2 separate regions of the Homo sapiens genome follow, and region 2 is linked to region 1. A link is a contact called in ENCODE Hi-C or POLR2A ChIA-PET data. All regions are on one chromosome and are shown on one strand. The core of a region is the stretch at or near the end of the contact, and the rest is flanking DNA. Distances in the headings are between cores, read along the strand shown. Region 1 overlaps SLC25A26 (solute carrier family 25 member 26). Region 2 overlaps LOC105377144 (a long non-coding RNA gene).

Region 1 (5,921 bases), core at 3,210-5,709:
TTGTCATGGAGGCTTTTCCTGTATCTTAAAGGATGCATAGCTACTGTTGGCATACTTGACCATTTTCAGTTTTCTTCCATAGACCTGACCAGAAGTCTTTTCACTGGCATATGCACTAGTTTTGCCTTCATTAACTCTTTCTGCTTACAGAAGTAATACAGGCATATTTTGTTTAATTGCACTTCTCAGTGCACTTTTTTTCCAAATTGAAGGTTTGTGGCAACCCTGCGTTGAGCGAGTCTTGCAGAGCCCTTTTCCAATAGCACATGATGACTTTGTGTCTGTGTCACATTTTGGTAATTCTCACCTGTCAAATATTTTCATTATCATATCTGCTGTGGTGATCTGTGATCAGCCGTCTTCGATGTTACTGTAATTGTTTTGGGGCATCACCCACTGTGTCCACCGAAGACGGCAAACTTAATCGACAAATGTGGTGTGGGTTCGGGCTGTGTCTCCAACCAGCCATTCCCTCTCTCTCTCCCTTAGGCCTCTATTCTGTGAGACACAATATTGCAGTTAGGCCAATTAATAATCCTCCAGTGGCCTCTAAGTGTTGAAGTGAAAGGAAGAATCACACCTTTCTCATTTTAAATAAAAAACTCGGGCCGGGCATGGTGGCTCACACCTGTAATCCCAGGATTTTGGGGGGCCAAGGTGGCAGATGGCTTGAGCCCAAGAGTTCAAGACCAGCCTAGGCAACATGCCAAACCCTGTCTACAAAAAATACAAAAATTAGCTGGCCATGTTGGTGTGTGCCTGTAGTCCCAGCTACTTGGGAAGCTGAGGTGGGAGGGTCACCTGAGCTCAGCAGGTAGAGGTTGCTGTGGGCCACGATCGTGCCACTGCACTCCAGCCTGGGTAACAGCAAGACCCTATCTCAAAAAAAAAAATTAATTAATTAAAAATAAAAGCTGGAGATGATTAAATTTAGTGAGGAAGGCATGTGGAAAGCTGAGATAGGCCAGAATCTAGGCCTCTTGTGACAGTTAACCAAATTGTAAATGCAAAGGAAAAGTTCTTGAAGGAAATGAAAAGTGCTATCCAGTGAATACACAAATGATAAGTGTAACAGCCTCATTGCACATACGAAGAAAGTTTGGTCTGGATAGAAGATCAGACCGGCCACAACATCCCCTTAAGCCAAAACCTAATCCAGAGCAAGGCATTAACTCTCTTCCCTGAAGGCTGAGAGAGGTGAGGAAGCTGCAGGGTTTGAAGTTAGGAGAGGTTGATTCATGAAGTTTAAGGAAAGAAGTCATCTCTGTAACACAGAAGTGTAAGGTGAAGTGGCAAGTGCTGATGGAGAAGCTGCAGCAAGTTACCCAGATCTAGCTAAGATCATCGATGAAGGCACTAACACTAAACAACAGATTTTCAGGGTAGATGAAACAGCCTTCGATTAGAAGAAGATGCCATCTAGGACTTTCCTAGCTAGAGAGGAGACATCAATGCCTGGCCTCAAAGCTTCAAAGGACTGGCTGACTCTCTTGTTAGGGGCTAATGCAGCTGGTATCTTTAAGTTGAAGCCAATGCTCATTGACTCTTCTGAAAATCCTAGAGCCTTTAAGAATGGTGCTAAATCGACTCTGCCTCTGCTGTAGAAATGGAACAACAAAGCCTGAGCGACAGCACATCTCTTTACAGCATGCTTTCTTGAATATTTTAAGCCCACTGCTGGGACCTAGTGCTCAGAGGAAAAGATTCCTTTTAAAATATTTCCGCTCATTGACAGTGTACCTGGTCACCCTGGAGTTCTGCTGGAGATGAATGTTGTTCTCATGCCTACTATCAACATCCATTCCTTAGCCTGTGGATCAAGGAGTTACTTTAACTTTCAGGTTTTATTAAATTTCATAAGGCTACAGCTGCATCAACAGTGATTCCTTTGCTAGATGTGGGCAAAGTAAATTGGAAGCCTTCTAGAAAGGAGTCACCATTCTAGATACCAGTAAGAACATTAGTGGCTTCATAGGAGGTCAAAATATTGACCATGCTGGGACTTTGGAAGAAGTTGATTCCAATCCTCATGGCTGACTAGTGGAGGGAAACACATACTAGATGTACTGGAAATGGCAAGACCACCGTAGTCAGAAGTGGAGCCTGAAGATGTAAAGAATTGCCACAATCTCATGATCAAACTTGAACGGATGAGGAGTTGGTTCTTATGGGTGAGCAAAGAAAGTGATCTATTGAGATGAATCTACTCCTGGTGAAGATACGGTGAACACTGTTGAAATTACAATAAACGATTTAGAATATTTCATCAATTTAGTTGAGAAAACAGTGGCAGAGTTGAGACGGTTGACTCCAATTTTGAAAGAGGTCCTACTGTGGGCAAAATGTATTGTGTGCTACAGAGAAATCTTTCATGAAAAGAAGAGTCCATCAATGCAACAATTACTATTTTTAGAAATTTCCACAGCCACTCCAACCTTCAGCAGCCACTACCCTGGTCAGTTAGCAGCCATCATTCAAAGCAAGACCCTCTATCAGCCAGAAGATTACAATTTACTGCAGGCTCAGATGCTCATGAGCATTTTTTAGCAATAAAGCATTTTAAAATTAAGGTATGTACAATTTTTAGACATAATTGCTACTGCATACTTAATAGACTGTAGTAGAAACATAACTTTTCTGTGCCCTGGGAAACGAAGAAATTTGAATGGCTTGCTTTATTGCAATATTCACTATTATGGTGGCCAAACTTGGCCTGGGACCAAACTTGAAATATCTCTGAGTCATGCCTGTACTCTTGGTGAAAAGGTTCAAAGGTTATGGAAGCGTGGGCCAGGAATGTGTCCTATAATCCACAGGCAGCAGGCATTCAGTTTAGGGCTTAAGACACATCCCTGGCTTGCCTTTTAGATATGGAATCATAGTCCTTGGACTTAGTTTTTTAAACCTGTTTTGTAATTTTTTTATGTTGGCATCTGTAGATTTCCTCATCTTTATCAGCTACATAATCATCCACTGTATGTTTATACTGTGCCATAACTTATATCACCATCAGCAATGCCACAATGAAAATTTTTGAACAAATATCTGAGTAGGTATGGGGAGGGGGGGCAGTTTTAAAGAATGAATCCCCAATTTGTATCCTCGTGGCATTGTAGTTTTACTTTGCATTGCTCTGATTATTCTACATTGCACCTTGGCTGGTTAGCAGCACCTTCTGTGATACCAAGGGGACTGTGCAGGTGGAGGCATGCTGCCCCCTTCACAGCCACAGCCCATTTGCCTTTCATGCCTTTAGACAGAAAAGGAACACAGGGAATCCATGGAGGTTCAACTCGTTGTCGTGACGTCATGTTTTGGGGTCTCGAAGGACAAAATGCAACTGAGTCAGTGGGTGGAGCGGCAGCATTGCCCAAAAATCTCTTCACTGAGCAACCCCTGGAGATCACTTTAGAGGTGTGGGCTGGAAGTGCCTTCCAGCCTTACCTAGGATTCAGCTCTTTAACACCTTTTTAAAAAAAATCAATTTCATGTTTCAAAGGGAAAAATGGCATGAAAGTTTTAGAACTACTGTTGGGACACAGCTATTACTTGCCTTATTTGGGAGCGTTCACAAGCTGTTTGGTAGTTAGCCACTAATGAGCATGGTGTATTGAGCTGAGCAAGCTGTGGGTATTGGAATTTAACCTTTTTTTAAAATACGCACAACATTAAAAATCCTGTTTTTTCCCCTAGATTATTTGCAGGTGTCTTCCCTCGAATGGCAGCCATCAGTCTGGGAGGTTTCATCTTTCTGGGGGCTTATGACCGAACGCACAGCTTGCTGTTGGAAGTTGGCAGAAAGAGTCCTTGAAGCAGAGACAAGCCTCACCTCCACTTCTGTCAAGAGAGGGGCCTGCAGTGCAAACCCTCTTCCGCTGAGCAGCTGTCTGAACTATAGGCCCCAGTGCTGAAGACCAGTTGTGCTAAGATACCGGCATGGAGATTGTGCCATCCGTGGTATAGGCTGGCTGGTATGAAGTCATTGGCCTGTATGCCAGAGAGCTAAGAGAAGAAAACGGGGTCTGTGGCGGTACTCTGAACAATTTCCTCAGAACCTCTTAATAAATAAGTTTGGTAATGCTGAGGCCAGGCCTTTTAGAGCTTTCATTTGATCTGTATCTGATCTTTCATTTCCTGCCACCTGATGGTGGATTCAGCAGAAGGCAAGATGGTTATAATTCTAAAAGAATAGCTTGTTTGTTTGTTTGGGAAAAGGAGACTTGGGGAAGAGTTGTGTATGTGGGTGTTTCTCCCCCTAGTTAATTCCTGTTGTGTAAGGGTAGGCTTTGTTGAAAAAGAAAGAAAGATTGAACTACAGGTGCATAGCAAGCACTCTTTCTGGGTAACTAGGCTGCTGGTTTTAATTACCCTCAGATTTCACCCATAAAAACGCACAATTGTATTATTTTACAGAGATGTGTCCAGCGCCCCCTGTGGTGTGTGAGAGAAAGCAGCTGCAACTCAAGTGACTAGGTGGGCCCAGCTGGCTTCGTGCAGGAGGGCACGGTGGGTGAGCCATTCTCGCCATTCTCATGTCAGACTGAAAGGAGGGCCTGGGCCAGCTTTGAAAAGGCAGGATGAAATGGAAAGGTCACCACACTTAGGGATTTTAGACCTTGACTAACAAGCTCCAGGTGTAGAAAAATTCAAAACAAAATGTCAGGAATCTAGCAGTGTTGTCTGCCCTGGAGCAAACAAACAGTATGTGATTTTGCTTCGCCTATTTTTTTTTTCTTTTTTGGGGGAAGATAATTAAAGGCAGAATGACTGCGTTTGTAAAAGAAGGACCACCAACTATACTGACATTTATAAATGAACCTTTATTAAAGACACTTCAATGCCATTTGTTAGACACTTCAATATTTTACATGGTTTTCAATGTACACTGTACCAAAATTTCTATAAATAAATAACTTTGTACATAAAAGTAATACTCCCTCTTTCACATTGCCTCTCAGAAGCAGCAAATTCACATATTTTGTGGAAGTAAGATTAGTCAGTTAACTGTCAAGAACAAAATTCTAAATGTGCTTACCTTTTGAACAGTGATGACACCTGACAGTAATTGTTAACTATTTTCTCAGTAACTCCCTTCAGCTTTTGGCCAAAGGAACATTTGAAGGACCTTGTTTCTATTTAAGTTTTACTAAATGACACATTGGCACTCATAAGATGGTTAGCTACCAGTCTCAAAAGTGCAAATTATACCCAGAACCCAGGTCAAGGGCTGTCCTTTCCAGTCCCAGCTCAGTTTCATCTGTGCGAAGGAATGGCATGGACAGGCCTGCTCTGGGTCCTTAGTAGAAATAAGGTAGCCCTGAAAAGTCAGAACTTCCTCCTTTCTGTCCCCCAAGGCCAATGTAATACTCATTATATTGGCAAAACGAAAACATCAGTATAGAAAAATCCACAGGTACCAACACCAGCAGCCTTTACCTTAATTTAAAAGTCTCAAATAGCAATCGAATGATACTGAGAAGGCCACATTTGCTTTTATCATAAAATAAGAGGAGGAGGAAAGGCAGTGTTTAACTGTTCTGACCTTTTGCTTGTGATGGATTAACAACCCTCATTCTACGCCTTACAGACGGACAGATTCTACGCCTTACAGACAGACAGGACTTAAACCTAAAAGGAAAAGCCATTCACTGCAAGTGTGGATGGCACTTGCACCCCTGGCTCTACAGACAGGGAAGCCTGTTGCAGGGGCATCCACACATGAGCAGTGCTCACCTGAAGCTCCTTCCGGCGCATGTGGAGTCCCACCGCACAGCAGCCTAGGGGTCTATGAAGTGCAATATAAATCCAAGGCCTTCCATCCTTCCCACCCCGCACCAAAAACTCCTGTGAACAAATGTGGTTGTAGCCTCTATAAATTCCAGCCATGCGTTAAGGCACCAGAACTATTTCCCCACCCCCTC
Region 2 (6,762 bases), core at 3,448-5,947, 440 kb after region 1:
GAAAATTCATCAAGCTCTATGCTTTTGATTTGTACATATTTCTGCACGTGTTAAGCTGGGAAAAAAGTTCCAAAAGTGATGCCAAGAGAAATTATTGGGCAGTAAGATTATAGACCATTTGTTTTCCCTTTCCCTGTATTAAATTAACACATCTTGTAAAGATAAATAAAAACAGAATAAACTCCATATTTTTTTTCTCCAAATGTGTGTTTCAAATACGTCTGTTTTTACATTGTTGTAGTCAACGGAGTTAGAAAAACTAAATAACATCTGTGCCAAAGGTTTCCTTTGCAAGAGCAGAAGGAGGTCTCCTCCTAGGAAGCCTGGGATCCAGCTTTGGTGGCTTAGCCTGGTCTCAGATGCCCTTGCAGGAAGATACCTCAGGCCCCGGCTGGGCTCAGTGCCCACATGCCCAAGCTTTCGATACCAATGCAAAAGCTTCTGTGCTCTTTAATGGGAGGCTATTCAGCAGCCAGCAGGCCCAGCATCTACATTCTGAATCAGACAAATTCTTCTCTCCCTCTCTGGCAAGGGGACCTCAATTGCTCCCTGTCTGCAGGAATCCACCAGTTCAGATTAACTGTTTACCAGCGAACATTTGATGGGCTGGCAGATACCTTGGTAGATAAGTATTCAAATGACTATGCCTGTCATTACCTTTATTCGGAGGAGCCACAGTATCCCCCTGCAGGTTGTGAACAAGGGCCCTGTATTTCTCATCAGCTTCTGATAAGGTTGCGGGATCACTGAAGACCCAGGTAGGGTTACAAGGCAACCGTCGTGCTTGACAAATAGCACGCTCCCACTAGATTTTTTGCATTCACAAAATTATCAGTTGTGCTAAATGCATAGATGAGAACTTTAATCTCGTTTCACTTAGATGGCAGATAAAGTTTGTGTGAAACCAGTAAGGGCTTTTTCTGTCACCTCAAAGAAAGGGGTATTAGGGGCTAAGGGCTTTGCTTTTGTAATTTTCCATTATGTTATCCTTTTCTTTCAAAAACCAGCTGAATCAAGAACACATGATTACATTATCATGTGTCCTTATTGATGTCAATGAGCATTCCACAGTGGGTTTAAAGATTTACATATCTGAAAACCTGGGGTAGAAAAGGAAAAAAAAAAAAGAAGCTAGAATTTAAAAAGAATAATGATCTATTTCCTGGGATGGTTTCCTAATTTTCTCTTGAAAACCACGTGGAAAATTGACTTTATTTTAATAACAGAAAGGAGTCATAGTAGAGACTATAACAATAGTAATTATAGCAGCTGTCATTTATTGAACACCTACTATGCTCCATGTGTTAAGTTCTACTTTAGTATGTGTTAGTTCAATTTCTACCATGTGTCGTTCTTACTATACAAGAGAGAAATAAGTCCTGAGACATTTCTTTGCAATATCACACAGGTCATATGTAAGTAGCAGAAGAAGAATGCAACCTCAGATCTTTTTTAGTCTGACACCTGCTTTCTTTCTCTGTATGTTATGTTGATGTATTGATATGTCCGTTGCACTTGCAGATAAACAATTTGGGGCTAACAATGGGCTTATCAGCTACACACTTTTGGTAAATATAAGGACTGACTACTTCACAGCCAACTGTAGGAGGTTAACAACCTAGGAGACAGAGTCTAGCTCTAGTTCAAGGAGTCTTGATCAATCTTGGTTGTTAGTTAAGTCATTCTAGATTCTCATGGGCACAAAGAGACTGAAAAATGGATTCTAACAGTCTGATGATGGTCTTTGTGATGATGGCGGTGGGGCTGTTTTATAGAATACAAATCTACTAGCTAAGATGGGAAGAGCTGGCTCAAGCCATATCAGAGAGGTTAGGGAAACCGTATGAGGAGAGAATTCCACCTTTAGAGGGACTGGGGAGATGGTGATTTTGGTGGGAACCTACCTAAATATCCAATCTAAAAGCACACAATCCCAGGACAAACTATTTATGTTCTCCAAGGGACTAAATTTATTCATTTTATACATTTAGAGAGACAGAGATCTAAAGTGAACAGAAGTGTGTTAATCTAGAAATGGTGTATTTTTAGGGTTGTGGTCATTTTTGATACAGGCTGGCTATTTATGAAAAGGTGAAATGGGAAAACAAATACTCATTCCACTTAATCAATTCTTGGGGAATGGGACTTGTGTGTGTACATATTTTACCGTATTTTCATCTTTGCTTAGCTTGGCATCCAACACAGCAGCGGGACAGATTTTGAATTCAAGTAGTAATGTAGTCCCATAAGTTGCCACAGGAATACTGCTGTCCACAGAAAGATGACAGTTTTGAACACTGGATTCCCCAAATGCAAGAGGTCATATGAGGTGGACTTTACAAAGTTTACATAACAAAGAGCAATTCTGTTAACTAAAATGATTAATTCCCGTCAGTACACATCAAACAGAACTGTTACAAAACATTATTGTCTGAGTTCCCATTGCATAGTAAGGGTTTTTCACAAGTTCTATTTCCAATAACTCTTTTGACAAAGCCAGAGCTTTTTTTTTTTTTTTTCTTTTTGAGGGGGTGGAGGTAGCAGACATTAATTTCCAGAGGAATCTATGAATGGGGACTGAGTAGGCTGCCGTCTTAAATGTGAGATATGTTGCACTGATGTTGTGGCAGGAAAAAGACAACAGCCCTTCTGAGGAATGGGGCCTTCCAGGGATCCGGGATGGATGAAAAATGCCCTGGCAGTACAAAGGCTGATTGTCCTTCTCTTCAGAGACAATGGGGTATTTAAAAGGCTCACAGCATCAAAATGCTAACTTAGTCCTTTAAGACATTTTCAGTTTTATGTCTCACCACTGACAGTAAGCATGAGTAGAAAAAGCCCTTTTTTTGTGAAATCTCTTGCAAAGAAGTAGGCAGCTTTATTGTGAAGACACTATTTGCCTGCAAGTATAGTTACCTTGAAAGGTCTCACAATCAAATGAGCCTGTTTTCTGCTTCTTAGAAAGTAGCAGCAAGAATACAAAAAAAAGCAGTGAACTTTCAAATTCAGAAGGTCTGGACTTGAGGGCTGATTCTGCCAGTTATTTGGGTGACTGTGAGCCTGACATCTAGAATTTCCTTATTTGTAAAGAATAATAACTGCCCTCAAGCCAGTTTCTCAGGGTTGCTGTGAAAATTCAAAGTAACAACGTACGCCGAGATGGTTTACTGTGAAGAGTTTCAGAAATACAAATGACCAATATCAGGAATGTTCCTATATGGCCTATTCTTTCCCTTAGAAGTTTTGAACAGAGTTTCAACACGTAAGTTAGGACCTTTTTCCTTTGAATAATTCCCTTCTCAGGCTACGGAGTCTCTTCAGTTTCCTGGTCATTGGGTTAAATTTTCTGCTCCAATGAAACTGCAATAATAGGAATAACAGTGAGTTTTAGGTTGGGAGACCTGTAAATTCTAACCAGATCCTTAAACTGTTCTCATTTTCCAAAGCTAGTATATTGCACACCAATATACTTTCTTTTTATTTCCTCTTTGGCCAAAAAGTGAATTGTCAAGTGCAAGTGAATTGTCAACATTAGTGTAACTTTCTACACAAAAATGACCTGCACCGTCTTAGCACCTAGGGTCTAAGGCCTCAGTTACAAAAATAAATTGTAAAGCCAGAAGAAAATATGTCACAATAACAATTAGAGGCCAGGCACGGTGGCTCACACCTGTAATCCCAGCACTTTGGGAAGCCGAGGTGGGAGGATCACCTGAGGTTGGGAGTTCGAGACCAGCCTGACCAACATGGAGAAACCCCATCTCTACTAAAAATACAAAAATTAGCTGTGCATAGTGGCACATGCCTGTAATCCCAGCTACTTGGGAGACTCAGGCAGGAGAATCACTTGAACCCGGGATGCGGAGGTTGCAGTGAGCCGAGATTGAGCCATTGTACTCCAGCCTGGGCAATAAGAGTGAAATTCCGTGTCAAACAAAACAAAATGGAACAAAACAATTAGAAGCTGCACAGTTTTCTTTAGGTGGCAAAATATGTATGAACAGTTACATGGCAAGCAAACTGCACATTAAATTTGGGTGTATTTTCCATATATGTTGTGTTCTTTACATTTACAGAGCTTTGGGGGAGGGGGACAAACAGTTATTTATGAGTTTTCCACGAATTGTTTTCTTTTCTCTTTCACTTTCTTTGGTCAGTCATTTGTAAGAATCAACTGGAGATAACACGCCAGACCCCAAACTTATTTTTGGCAGAAATGCACCATCCTTGCATGGACACTAGATGGAAAAATAGAGTTTTCTATTTAGATTTCTAGAATGGGTTATAGCAGGTACCTGGGAAAGGTTACGCAAATTGTTCAACATTCTTGCTGAAGTGGAAATGTTCTTGGGGAGTCCCCGTGGTCAGCATTAGGAAGAGGAATTACCCGCAGGGCCCAAAAGACAGATCCTCCCCTTTCTAAGAAGGATTGCAGACATTTGAATTGAGCTTTCTCGGGAGGTTTACGCAGCACACTCCCAATGTTCAGAACAGGGAGTAAAGAAAACATTTTGCTTGAGAAGCTTCCAGACCCCTGGGGTGACTTGTAGGATAAGAGTTTGGTTGGGATCCTAAAAGGTGGTAGATGTTCAGCTCACACGGACTAAGTGTTACAGGGCTGGCTTCCAGCTTGGGTAATGGCTGAACCTGTGAATGTTGCAAGTTGGCTTCATGAGGTGCCCTAAAAGTCCAGACTATAGACTCCACCTGACTCGCCAGGTCAATGCTCCCCCTTGTGGTGATTTCTGGAGCTGTTATCAGCTGTCTCCTAGGTGGCCCTTAGACAAGTAAGGGTGCTTGAAAACACATGGTCTGGGAATGCATATTGGTGCCTCTCAAACTCAAGAAAGGGGTGGCGACATTCCAGTTATGTGTCTGTTCCAAAGACCGCATATGGCCTTCTCTAATTTTTAGGGTTTTTTGAGAAAAAGTTCACACTAGCTGCTTTTAAATTCTCTTGCCTCTGAAATCCTTACCTGAACATCTCCCACCTAGAAAATATTTTTCACTGGCGACATCTCTTGTTTTGGGTGAGCAGAGATGAAATGACGCATGGCCTGTGTGATTACGGTGTGATGTCTGCACCAGGTGTAATGTGGGCTGAACAGCTTGACGTGTTTTCGTGAAACCAAAGTATAACCTTCCCAAATTAACCTCTTTGTTTCTGTTAATGCAGTCTTACCTACCAAAGTATTTTAAATGGTTCTTATGTATAGTTTAAAAGACTATAGGTTATAGCTATGCAGGGGGCACCTATCTTATGGGTATTTAACAACAGAAGCAGCTTCCTTTAAAAGTGGAATCAGTTATGAAATATATCATTTATGGGGCCAACTCCTCCAAGTACTCATTCTGTTTGCCTTTAAGCAATATCTTCCAGTATTTGTAACAGTTGTTCTCAGCAGCACAAAGACCTTAGCAGTTGAGAGATAAAGCATGAGTTTGGTCTGTGACCTTGATTACAACATGTTGTGATGTGACGATATGGCTTTGCCTTGACTGACATTTGTTTGGCCACTGCCATGGGTACTGTTTCAAGTCAGAAGAAATTTACATGGAGAAAAACATCCCATGAGCTTAAGTTAATACATTGGGAACTTGCCCTAAAACTAGGTGGCTTTTTTTTTTTTTTTTTTTTTTTTTTTTGGAAATCAAATAGTAACAAGTCCTATGTAACAAACATCTAGTATCAGGGTTACTAGGTGTATTATACGTTTATTTAAATCAAGATCATTACTAAGCACCTACTATGTGCAGGACAAGTGTAAGTGCCTTAGTAAACATTGTTTTTTATGCTATACACCATTTTAAAAGTTCCAATCAATATTTGCTTTCCATTCATTAAACATTGAAAGTTCTTTCAGCATGCCATCTAATCACACGTAAGTATTTGCCTTTTTCCAGGCTTAACAAAACATTTTAGACACAGACTATCAAAGAGCGAGGACTGTACAAATGTCTCCTTCTGATAATAGAACTCGGTGGCGACTTCAGTGGCCCAGGTCCTGGGAAAGTTTCCACGGCCTCCCTGGTGCCCTCCTTCCCACATGACTGCAGGAACATGAAGTAGTTCTAAAGACGGAGACCAAGGTGACCGGCCTTGCCCCTCCAACACAAGTCCCTCAAGAATCTTTGTGCCAGGGACATGAGGTGGGGGCTTTATGTTCCTCTACTCTCCACTGTCTCCTAGGCCAATCCCTTTGTATTACAGATGAGGAAATTGAGGCCCCAAGAGAAGTGACTTGTGTAAGGTCACACTGCTAGTACATCACTGTGCCAGTCCCAGAGCCGTGGACCTGGGACTCCCATCTCTATGTTATTTTCTTTTCATTAATCTAAATCATCTTAATCTTTCAGATTTCTGGATGAACTAGAAATCCTTTCTCGCCTCTGAGCTTTAGTTTACAAACCGTTTCCTCTATGTGCAATTCCACCATCTTATATCACCCTTGTACCTTCACCTTTGACAAGTGACTGGATTACTCTTAAGATCCTGGTTAAAAAATCACTTATTCTAAGATGCCCTTCCTGACCCTCCAAGACTGGGTTAGGTGCTCTTCCAGTGCATTATCCTGTCATTCTCTACTGATGCCAATCCCAGCATTTGTTACCTGTGGTGCAGTCATCGAGATCTCCAGCACACTGCAGGCTCATTGCGGACAGGAACATATGTCATGTCATGGTTGCATCCCTGATGTTTAGCACAGTGTCTGGGACTCACTAAATAAATAGTGAATGGATAAATGGATTACTGGACAAGTA

Evidence for each region. A loop is a pair of places that touch in the nucleus more often than their neighbours do. ChIA-PET counts read pairs that join two places held with the same protein, here RNA polymerase II (POLR2A). Pooled maps may share reads with other maps.
Region 2: a loop to region 1 is called in a pooled map, with 4 times the contacts of the local background. The contact joins two enhancer-like sites. A Hi-C loop is called at or near these places in 1 of 168 maps with a recorded cell type or tissue (CD4-positive, alpha-beta memory T cell), 1 of 37 single-sample maps with no recorded cell type and 12 of 50 pooled maps. POLR2A ChIA-PET finds 5 or more read pairs at or near these places in 1 of 52 experiments (activated T-cell).

What each region holds. Positions count from the first base shown.
Region 1 is chr3:66,373,997-66,379,917 of GRCh38, forward strand. SLC25A26 (solute carrier family 25 member 26) reads left to right here. Exons shown (of 10, transcript NM_001379210.1): 10 at 3,694-4,927. The coding sequence ends at 3,811. LRIG1 (leucine rich repeats and immunoglobulin like domains 1) reads right to left here. Exons shown (of 19, transcript NM_015541.3): 19 at 4,801-5,921. Among named protein-coding and RNA genes, the nearest start is that of LRIG1, 120 kb to the right of the region's middle. Within about 2 kb of position 4,460, at least 3 of the 41 ENCODE cell types and tissues checked have a DNase peak (open chromatin) inside an H3K27ac peak, as active enhancers do.
Region 2 is chr3:66,817,739-66,824,500 of GRCh38, forward strand. All of the region lies in intron 2 of LOC105377144 (a long non-coding RNA gene), which reads right to left. Among named protein-coding and RNA genes, the nearest start is that of KBTBD8, 180 kb to the right of the region's middle. Within about 2 kb of position 4,698, at least 3 of the 41 ENCODE cell types and tissues checked have a DNase peak (open chromatin) inside an H3K27ac peak, as active enhancers do.